Linked DNA regions of Homo sapiens: region 1 is linked to region 2. The links are chromatin contacts, found by Hi-C or POLR2A ChIA-PET in ENCODE. All regions are on one chromosome and are shown on one strand. The core of a region is the stretch at or near the end of the contact, and the rest is flanking DNA. Distances in the headings are between cores, read along the strand shown.

The links. A loop is a pair of places that touch in the nucleus more often than their neighbours do. ChIA-PET counts read pairs that join two places held with the same protein, here RNA polymerase II (POLR2A). Pooled maps may share reads with other maps.
Region 1: a pooled map shows a loop between it and region 2 (2.8-fold over the local background). The contact joins the enhancer-like site here to the promoter of ZNF708 in region 2. A Hi-C loop is called at or near these places in 1 of 168 maps with a recorded cell type or tissue (CD14-positive monocyte) and 4 of 50 pooled maps. POLR2A ChIA-PET finds 5 or more read pairs at or near these places in 3 of 52 experiments (CD4-positive, alpha-beta memory T cell, MCF 10A and activated T-cell).

The regions. Positions count from the first base shown.
Region 1 is chr19:21,601,347-21,606,825 of GRCh38, reverse strand. The region is part of intron 3 of LOC105372323 (a long non-coding RNA gene); the gene reads right to left. Among named protein-coding and RNA genes, the nearest start is that of ZNF429, 98 kb to the right of the region's middle. Within about 2 kb of position 1,430, at least 11 of the 41 ENCODE cell types and tissues checked have a DNase peak (open chromatin) inside an H3K27ac peak, as active enhancers do.
Region 2 is chr19:21,325,083-21,331,006 of GRCh38, reverse strand. ZNF708 (zinc finger protein 708) reads left to right here and starts at 1,597. Exons shown (of 4, transcript NM_021269.3): 1 at 1,597-1,797. The coding sequence starts at 1,795. RefSeq lists a silencer at 1,284-1,505 and enhancers at 752-1,740, 1,625-1,804, 1,845-2,044, 3,133-3,654.

The DNA.
Region 1 (5,479 bases), core at 181-2,680, 280 kb before region 2:
CTGTGCTCTCTGAAACATGTGCTGTGTCCACTCAGGGTTAAATGGATTAAGGGTGGTGCAAGATGTGCTTTGTTAAACAGATGCTTGAAGGCAGCATGCTCGTTAAGAGTCATCACCACTCCCTAATCTCAAGTACCCAGGGACACAAACACTGCGGAAGGCCGCAGGGTCCTCTGCCTAGGAAAACCAGAGACCTTTGTTCACTTGTTTATCTGCTGGCCTTCCCTCCACTATTGTCCTATGACCCTGCCAAATCCCCCTCTGCGAGAAACACCCAAGAATGATCAATTTAAAAAAAAAAAAAAAAAAAAGATAAGCTCCATGGCATCTGCCATGAAAGGCTCTGGCATCTGCCACGAAAGGCTCTACCCACATCAAAGGTGTTCCTTGCAAGACCACTGGACTGCCTGGCCCAGACCAGGAGATTCTTTTTGTCTCTGTTGCTCTTCATGGACTGGTTCATTAACCTTTTTTTCCCATTTCTTTTCTCTTGATGTTAAATGTTATTTTGTTTGTTGTAGATGTTTAACCCATAACATTTATATATTGATTAGGTGTACTATTATGTATAATTTGCAATATAGAGTGACTTGTGGAGTGGCTTCAAAAAAAAATAAATAAATAAAAGCCTTCTCCTGGTTGGCCTCCTAGAGGAGAGGCTCTTTCTTTCCTCCTCTTTGTGGCTTTGTATAATGGCTTAGCCATGAGCAAGAAATTTGGGATCTAAATGTGGCAGAACCTTGCTGCCCTTAGGAACTCTCTTATTTGACACCAGGTTGTTGGAGTAGGAAGTACACAAACAGCCTGCTTTTGTTTACTACTAAGCCATCTTTCCTCTTGGTTTATATAAAAGCTTAAATACTGGACACTTTTAGAGCAGATTTGAGCTGTTTTCTGATACTTTATATCCTGCCTTTCACAGCAGGTGCAGGGGGTCTTGGGTTTTTCCTGGGTGCAGTAGCCCTTGGCCGGTGGTTTTTTTTTTTCATACCATGGCCTTGACAATTCTCCTTATTCTTTTTATGTTTTTGAGATGGAGTCTTGCTCTGTCACCCAGGCTGGAGTGCAGTGGCGCGATAGCTCACTGCAAGCTCCGCCTCCAGGGTTCACGCCTTTCTTCTGCCTCAGCCTCCCGAGTAGCTGGGACTACAGGTGCCTGCCACCATGCCCGGCTTTTTTTTTTTTTTTTTTTTTTTTTTTTTGTATTTTTAGTAGAGACAGGGTTTCACCGTGTTAGCCAGGATGGTCTCGACCTCCTGACGTCGTGATCCACCTGCCTCGGCCTCCCAAAGTGCTGGGATTACAAGCGTCAGCCACCATGCCCGGCCCATTCTCCTTATTCTTTTGACGTGTATCCTTCTAGTGTCCTTTCCTTTTGCACCGTGCACATAAATCTCTCTCTAGCCTTGGCCAGCTTTCAAACTCCTGTCCGGACTAGCCTTTTCCGTGACTGTGTTCACGCCTGCGTCCATGCCTCTTTGCAAAGCCAGCTTCTCTTCCCACAAGGGCTGCTGCTAGTAAATTAGCCTTTCTTAAGCCTCTGATCAGCTTTCTTCTTTGCCTCCTGATCTCGTTAATGTACACCCTGGTAGCCACTTTAATAAGCTGAGTAGCATTCATGCCTACAGAGCTTCTAACTTCTGCAATTTATGCCTGATATCTCCTTGGGTCTGCCTTACAAATGCCGTATTCACCTTGCACTGATTTTCAGCAGCCTCAGGGTTAAATGGAGTGTGCAACCAAAATGCCTTACAAAGTCTTTCATAAAACTGGCTGGTGCTTTTATCTGCACCCTGGAGCACCTCTGAGATGTTTTATATTGGTTGCCTTTTTCTTTTACCATCCTTTAGCCTTTGCAGAAGTGCTTCTCGGCACTTTTGTGGGTGCTGAAGGTGGACTGCATCATCTGCATCCTGGTGGGGGTCCTCTTGTCCTTTTTAGAGGCAGAAGCATAACTTGGGCATGGCTCGACCTGAGATGGCCTGCCTGACTTTTCCAGCCTTTCGCTTTAACTTCCCAGAGCTCTGATTTCTCTTTCTCGGGTGAGACTGGGAGCCTGTATCTCTTTGAACTTAACTCCTTAGGGGCAGTTAGCCTTGGTAAAGGGGGGTAGATTGGAATGTAGGGAGGAGGGGTCTCTATTCCCTCCTGTGGTTCTTGCAAAACTGGTTTTCTTTTTCCTAAGACTTTTCTTTTGTCTCCATAGCTGCCAGGGTGGCTGATTTTTACTTTCACTTTTGGCTTTCACTTTTTGCTTTTGGTGCTATAAGCCTCTGTGACTTTCCCTTTAACTCTGTAGCTGCCAGTGCAGCTGGTTTCTCTTGGCATGAGCTGTGAGCGTTCTACAATAAACTGCTAAGCAGGGCTGCATTCATTTAGCCATGAGTCAATATAAAGACTAGGTCTGAATGTCCTGGCTGTCCTCTGATCCTAGTCACCACCTTAAAACACATGGCCAATTTCTCTATAGTGCCTTCGGCCAGCCATCCAACACTAAAACAGGGCTATTCTAATTCACAGTATGTCTTTAACTTTTGAACATCCAGTTTCATCCCATAATCACCTCTAAATCCTTTTTTAAAAAAATTCTTTATCGTGCACTCCAAAGGAGTTGGTTTCAATGCTTTCCCTCTCATTTCCTCCCTTGCAGTGCACTCTCACTCTCATTTTCACCCTCAGGTTCACCAGACTGGGTCCTATTACAGGAGTTTTGGATGCTGCTTAGCCAGGAATGTGCCTTCCCCTGTCACAGCCTGCTGCAGCTGCAAAGCTGATCCTATCAGCCGTATGCAACATCCTAGGTTTGATTTTGCCTACACTCGCCTCAGAGCACACAGCCTGCACTAAGGGATCTGTGCCTCCCCACATCAGTCCCCATGTTGGCCTCTCCTGAGACCATCTCTTTCACACACTTTCACACACCTCCCCTGCCCCAGGACTCCTCACTGGATGAAATGAACCTCTCTTGTGTCCTGGGTGAGCCTAGTTAGGCTCCCACATTCACACACATAAACCCATCACTCCTACCCCAGGACTCCTCATCGGATGAAATGAGCCTCTCTCATGTCCCAGGTAGGTTCACATGCACCCACACACCCCCAGTTCCTGTCTCCAGATTCTGTGAACCATTTTCACTTTGTTAGTGGGGACACGAGGTTCAATCAAATTGGCAGGCCACTCCTGCTGCCCCCAGCCACTCTGGGTTGGATTAATGGTCAGTCCCCTTCATCCCTATGGGACGGGCTTTCCTGCCTTGGGCCACTACTCCTTATCGTGGTTCCTGAAGTGCTGGTATTGTCCTGCATCTCTGTCCCCAGTTCTGTTGCACTGCTGGGCAGGGCACCAGGACATGGGGAGAGCTGGTCTCCATCCAGGTGAAACCCCCTCATGGTGCGTCTTGGATGCTGGGTCTCCCCCATCCCCGGGGCCCTAGACACACTGGCAAAGGAGACAGTAAATCTATCATCTCCAAACCCAGATAAGCCCCCAGAAATGTTGCAGGATATTTTAAAGAATCAGGGAGACCGAGGGGTTGAGGAGGATATTTATTATTTAGGTTCACTGGCCTAGTCGGATTACATCCAAAGGACTGAGCCCTGAACAAAGAGCTAAGTTATCTTTTAAGCATTTTGTGGGGTTGGGGGAGATCTGTGCAGGGGGAAGCATATTACAGAAGCGAGAAAGAAAGACAGTTATTCAATTAATTGAGACATGCATTACATCATTCTTACTTTTCAAGGAAAAACATGTTTTACGACTTGAGTTTATCTGTCTAGTGACCTTGCAGCTGCACAGCTAGAGAAACAGTGCCTGGGAAAGAAGAGATAAGGCTCACTAGCCACAGAAAAACAGGCAGTTAATTTTTAAAGGACTCCAGCTCTTTCTCTTTCTCAGGGAGAATTGGGTTTTCTTACATACAGCTGAGTTTCTGTTTACACATTCTTTAATTTATTTTAATTCCTATTCCAGTTTAAGACCAACCTGGCCAACATGGTGAAACCCCGCCTCTACTAAAAGTATGAAAATTAGCCAGGCATAGTGGTGCATGCCTGTAGTCCCGCTACTGGGAAGGCTGAGGCACAAGAATCGCTTGAACCCAGTATGCGGAGGTTGCAGTGAGCCGAGATTGCGCCACTGCACTCCAACCTGGGTGATAGAGTGAGACTCCATCTCAAAATAAATAAATGAAATTATTATTTTTTTAATTTACCCCTTGACTCTGCAATGTATTTAGGATTTTCCTCCAATGAAATAAAAATGCACAAGTGTGCAAGCAGTTAAAAAAAGGGTTTTTTTAAACCCCAATTTTTATTCTTTGTAGACACATTGGTGATCAGCCAATCAGAGGTTCATATTGAGGAGAAAAGGCAGAAATAATTCCTGCCCTTTGGATTCATCAGATTTGTGAAGAAATAAATTTTTTTCCAAAGGACTAAGAAGAACCCATTTTAGTAAGGCAATGCAAGAACCTGCAAAACAAAATGTACCTGAGGCCCACAGTGGAGTACAGTACAGTTTCTCCTGGGAAGGTGATCACTGAGTAATTGAATGGGTAGGATGGGAATGGGAGAATGTTTTGAGTGATACCATGGTCTGACTTGACAGTTGAGTCAGACATGTTTGTGTTCCAATCGGCACTGCCACTCCCTGAGTTTGTCACCTTGGAAAGATTATTTTACTTATTTCAACTTCAGTTTTTTAATTACCTTAAATTACATTTTATTAGTAGAACTTAAGACATTTTACAAGAGTCAAGTACCCAGAAAGGTGGATTTCAGTAAAATCTAGTCATATATTTATTTCATTAAAGATTCTTATCTATCTTTATTATCCCCAGAGTGAGTGTAGTAAGTTTCTTATGTGTGTTCTTTTTGGGGGGTGATTTCAAGTAAAATTCCAGGGCTTTTCTTTGAAAATGCTACCAGAAGGCTGAGTGCGGTGGCTCACACCTATAATCCTTGCACTTTGGGAGGCTGAGGCAGGCAGATCACCTGAGGTTGGGAGTTCGAGATCAGCCTGATCAACACGGAGAAACCTCATCTCTACTAAAAATACAAACTTCGCTGGCCATGGTGGCCCATGCCTGTAATCCCTGCTACTCGGGAGGCTGAAGCAGGAGAATTGCTTGAACCTGGGAGGCGGAGGTTGCGGTGAGCTGAGATCAAGCTATTGCACTCCAGCCTGGGCAACAAGAGTGAAACTCTGTCTCAAAAAAAAACAAAAAAAACAAAAAAAAAACAAAAAAAAAAAAACCAAAGCTACCAGGGAAATAAATAGGAAAAATCGCTCTTGCATTATGGCTACAGAAAGTGATATATTTCCACAGCAAATGTGATAGATTAACTGGTGAATTGCATATATTTTTCAAAACATCAGCTCCCATTTTTTGCAGGGTCTAGAATTTGTAACAGTGGACATCTGTGTTCTGTATCCTGTGGTCTGGATGTCCAAGTTTAATGCTAAATTTTATGAGATGAGA
Region 2 (5,924 bases), core at 348-2,847:
TTCTACCCTCAGAACCGAAGAGAGATGTTGGTAGGGAGAGGCTCTCTCCTCACCTCCGGCAGAAAAGGGATGTTCAGGTCGTTCACCCTCCTGATGTCAGAGCTGCACTTCAATGTAGCAGCTATTGGCCCTGTGTTGCTACTGGCTGCCTGGAATGCGCCTGGTCTGAACTGCGATGTGCTAGAAAGGTAAAATACGAGTTAGTTTCAAAGGTTTAGTTCCATATATATAGACACACTTCATTAATAATTACATATTTCTCACATATTAAAATGACAATATTTTCGATATATTGGGTTAAATTGTTACAATCAATTTCACCTGTTCTTTGTTTCTTTTTAAAAATAGAGCTAAACTCTTTTTAAAGTTTGGCTACAAATTAGCCGGGCATGGTGGCCAGCGCCTTTTATCTCAGCTACTTGGGAGGCTGAGGCAGGAGAATCGCTTGAACCCGGGAGGCAGAGGTTGCAGTGAGCAGAAATCGCGCCATTGCACTCCAGCCCAGGCAACAATGTGAGACTCCGTCTAAAAAAATAAAAATATAAAATAAAGTTTGGCTACTAGAAAATTTAAAATTTACATGTGGCTCACATTTTATGATTTTATTTTATTTATTTATTTTTTTTGAGACAGAGTTTCACTCTTGTTGTCCATACTGGAGTGCAGTGGCGTGATCTCGTCTCACTGCAACCTCCACCGCCCAGGATCAAGCGATTCTCCTGCCCCAGCCTCCCAAGTAGCTGGGATTACAGGCGCCTGCCACCATGCCCAGCTAATTTTTTTGTATTGTTTTAGAGACGGGGTTTCACCATGTTGGCCAGACTGATCTCGAACTCTGAACCTCAGATGATCCACCCTCTTCGGCCTCCCGAAGTACTGGGATTACAGGCGTGAGGTACAGCGCCCAACTTGTGGCTCACATTTTATTTCAGAGAATTGCCTCCTTTTTAAAATCTCAGGCTGCCTGCTCAAAGGACCAGAAGTCAGGAAGGTCACAAAATATAAAATTTTAGAACAGTTGGGCCGGGCGCAGTGGCTCATGCCTGTAATCCCAGCATTTTGGGAGGCCGAGGCGGGAGGATCACCTGAGGTCTGGAGTTTGAGACCAGCCTGACCAACATGGAGAAACCCCGTCTCTACTAAAAATACAAAAAAATTAGCCGGGCATGGTGGCGCATGCCTGTAATCTCAGCTACGCGGGAGGCTGAGGCAGGAGAATCGCTTGAACCCGCGAGGTGGAGGTTGCGATGAGCCAAGATCGCGCCATTGCACTCCAGCCTGGGCAACAAGAGTGAAACTCAATCTCAAAAAAAAAATTTTTTTTAGAACAATTGGGTTATTATATTCTTTTCATTTGTGAATAGCCATATAGCATATTATTTATAAGGGCATATGACCTTATACACAAGATTAAAGGCAAACACCCTCTCGGGTGGGCCTGGCTCAGCTCAGGGAGGAAGCCTTGCCTGAAAAGGCTGCAGCATAGGCTGTCACACTTCATTCAGCCCAGCATCTGATCACATCTTCCGTCCCTCAGGGCCTGAAGGGGCGGGTTTTAACATTATCCAATCAGGGACTCTGAGCTGGGGACAGTTCACTCAGACACGCAGCTGGACCGGACAGGGCGGCTTCCGGGTTTGGCGCGGCCTTTGTCTCTTGCTGCAGCCGGAGCTCCGGTCTCGTCTTCACTGCTGTTTGTCCTCTGCTCCTAGAGGCCCAGACTCTGTGGCTCTGTGACCTGCAGGTATTGGGAGATCCACAGCTAAGACTCCAGGACCCTCTGGAAGCCTAGAAATGGTGAGAGTGCCGTCCGACATCCCGAGAGAGGGGAAGGGCTGGTTGAAACCTGTGGGAAGTGGCTGTGGCGGGACTCAGGACTCCCCGCAGTCATCTCCACAATCTGCGCTCCGAGTTCTCCTTGCCTAGCTCGGCCTCAGTCCCCTTCAGCCATAAGATGGCGGCTGCGCCGACAGCCGGGCCCCCGGGCGTCCTGTCTCTTCCCTGCGCAGTGACTGTGCCCTGGCCTGCAGCCCTCTCTGGGCGGCTCTGCACCGGCAGCGCCGCGCCTCTCCCAGATTGTGCAGGGACCATGGGAGGGTGGTCAGGGGAGAATCCTGACTTGGGGTCGGGTTCATGAATGGGAAGAGCTTTGGTCTGTGGGGTTCCCGGTTCCTATTTTCTCCTATTAAAAATCTGTGGCAGTCATCGCAAAAAATATTAAAGAATTTAATCAAAGAGTGATTCAATAATTGTAGAGCACAAAAGTATGTTTTGTAGTTTGTGGTTCATGGGAGGAGCTTGAAGGAAAGACTTTTTATAAGGTGCATGATGAAGAAAACTATATTTAATAATCGGTTAGGTACATTTACGTAGCTGTTGCTGTTAAGTAGAAAGCCGGGGACTAGAGCCTCCTCAGTGTAATTGCCTGCCACTTAATTATTCTCACACTCCACAGGGGACTGATTTTCCCCTGCATTTTTCACATGCGTTCCAAGCGGGGTCTCAAGTGTACCTCCCAGCCCCATTCCTCCAGCCTAACTCTGGCCTGCAGTTAGATTTAAACTGCAAATAAACTAAAATACTAAATTTCTAGTTCCTTCTGACATTTCCAAATGCCAGCTTGCCTTTCCTAATTCACATTCTCAACTGTTTTTCCTTTAGTGTACATTTTTGATACTGTATTTTAGTTAATCATTTTTTGACAAAGCATTGGATGGCACTTAAAATTGTTTTCTGGTTGAAAATATTTCTCATGAGAAGAAAGCAAAAAATAATTCCCTGACACTGTATTTTATGAAATTTCTATGGCTTTTTTTTTTTTATCTTCCTCAGGCACAGAAATCTTATCAGAATGTTTGTTTTCAGGTGAAGGTTTTTCTTTGGAAACTTTACGGAGTGATGTGTCTTCAGCCACCCTTCAGTTTTTTCCTGGTCCTGGGTTTCAGTACTGTCTGGAGTAAACCAAGATACACATCATGACTTTTTCTGCTAGAGTGTCTAGTGAATATCAGCTCCTGGGTCATTTTTCTCCCTGAGGACAACCTGAGGTATGGAGTGTAGCTTCTCAAGGGAGCAGGTGGATGCCCTGGGGCTGAGAGGCATCTCCTGGCATACTCTTCCTTTGAAAAGCTAACCCCTTGAGACATTAAGATTGTCTTCACCCAACCCAGCTTCCATTTCTTGGAGACACAGTGCTGGTCAGCCAATCAGATGCTGGTATTGAGGGGAAAACACAGAAATAATTTCTGCCCCCTGAATTCTCTAAATTTTGTGGAAAAAAAAAAGTATCCCAAAAGACAAAGAAAAACCTGACCCAAGTGAGATGGTGCAAGAACTTACAAAGTAAAATGCACCTGGGGCATAGTGTAATGTCTCCTGAGAGGGTGGTTATTGAGCACTTAAGGTGAGCAGAATGGGGTGGGTGAATATCAGTCAGACACATCTGTTTTCTTTCTTTTCTTTTTTTTTTTTTTTGAGGTGGAGTTTCACTCTTGTTGCCCAGGCTGGAGTGCAATGGCACGATCTCGGGTCACCGCAACCTCCGCCTCCCAGGTTCAAGCGATTCTCCTGCCTCAGCCACCCGAGTAGCTGGGATTACAGGCATGTGCCACCACACCCAGCTAATGTTTTTGTATTTTTAGTAGAGATGGGGTTTCTCCATGTTGGTCAGGCTGGTCTCAAACTCCAGACCTCAGGTGATCCGCCCGCCTCGGCCTCCCAAAGTGCTGGGAATACAGGCGTGAGCCACCGCGCCCGGTCTAGACACATCTGTTTTCTAATTAGCACTACCACTCCCTGGGTTTGTCACCTTGAAAAGATTTGTTCACTTATGTTGACTTCCATTATTTAACTGTAAATTGCATTTTATTAATAGGACTTGGAAGGTAAGAAAATATTAACAGAGGGCATAAAAGAGGTGGATTTCAGAAAAAATTAATATTAATCATGTATTTTATTTGTGAGAAATTCTCATTTAAGTTTTCCTTTCTTAGAGTAAGTTTAGGAATTTTCTCAGATGTATTTTTTGTGAATATATATATAATCAAATATATATGTATTTATATTTATATTTAATATGGACTCTTGCTCTTGTTGCCCAGGCTGGAGTGCAATGGCACAATCTTGGCTCACTGCAACCTCTGCCTCCCGGGTTCAAGCAATTCTTCTGCCTCAGCCTCCCGGGTAGCTAGAATTACAGGTGGGCGTGCCACCATGCCCAGCTAATTTTTGTATTTTTTGTAGAGAACGGGGTTTCTCCATGTTGGCCAGGCTGGTCTCAAATTCCTGATCTCAAGTGATCCACCCGCCATGGCCTCCCAAAGTGTTGGGATTATAGGCATGAGCCACCGCGCCCAGCCTATTTTATGAGATTTTGGTGCACCCATCACCAGAGCATTATACACTGCACCAAATTTGTAGTCTTTTATCCCTCGTCCCCCTTCCACTCTTCCCCTCAAATCCCCAAAGTCCATTGTATCATTCTTATGCCTTTGCATCCTTATAGCTTAGCTCCCACATAACAGAACATACCATGTTTGGTTTTCAACTCCTGAGATACTTTGCTTAGAATAATAGTCTCTAGTCTCATCCAGGTTACTGCAAATGCTGTTAATTCATTTTTTATGGCTGTGTAGTATTCCATTGTATATATATACCACAGTTTCTTTATCCATTCATTGATTGATGAGGATTTGGGTTGGTTCCATGATTTTGCTATTGTGAAATGTGCCACTATGAACATGCGTGTGCAAGTATATTTTTCGAATAATGACTTCTTTTCCTCTGGGTAGATACCCAATTGTGGGATTGCTGGATCAAATGGTAATCCTACTTTTAGTTCTTTAAGGAATCTCCACAGTGTTTTCCATAGTGGCTTTTCTAGTTTACATTCCCACCAGCAATGTAGAAGTGTTCCCTGTTCACCACGTCCATGCCAACATCTACTGTTTCTTGATTTTTTGATCATGGCCATTCTTGCAGGAGTAAGGTGGTATCGCATTGTGGTTTTGATTTGCATTTCCCTGATCATTAGTGATGTTGAGGATTTTTTCATATGTTTGTTGGCCATTTGTATACCTTCTTTTGAGAATTGTTTATTCATATCCTTAGTCCACTTTTTGATGGGATTGTTTGTTTTGTACTGATTTGTTTGGGTTTGTTGTAGACTCTAGATATTAGTCCTTTGTCAGACGTATAGATTGTGAAGATTTTTTCTCACTCTATGTGTTGTCTGTTTACTCTGCTGACTGTTCTTTTTGCCGTGTAAAAACTATTTAATTTAATTAGGTCCCTGATATTTATCTTTGTTTTTATTGCATTTGCTTTTGAGTTCTTGGTCATGAAATCCTTGCCTAATCTAATGTCTAGAAGGGTTTTTCCAATGTTATGTTTTATAATTTTTATAGTTTCCGATCTTAGGTTTAAGTCCTTAATCCATCTTGAGTTGATTTTTGTATAAGATGAGAGATGAGGATCCAGTTTCATTCTCCTACATATGGCTAGCCAATTATCCCAGTACCATTTGTAGAAAAGGGTGTCCTTTCCCCACTTTATGTTTTTGTTTGCTTTGCTGAAGATCAGTTGGCTGTAAGTATTTGGGTTTATTTCTGGGTTCTCTATTCTGTTCCATTGGTCTATGTGCCTATTTTTAAACCAGTAACATGCTGTTTTGGTGACTATGGCCTTATAGTGTAGTTTGAAATCAGGTAATGTTATGCCTCCAGATTTGTTCTTTTTGCTTAGCCTTGTTTTGGCTACGCAGGCTCTTTTTTGTTCCACATGAATTTTAGAATTTTTTTTAATTCTGTGAAGAATTATGGTGGTATTTTGATAAGGATTGCACTGAATTTGTAGATTGCTTTTGGCAGTATGGTCATTTTCACAATATTGATTCTACTTATCCATGAGCGTGGGATTTGTTTCCA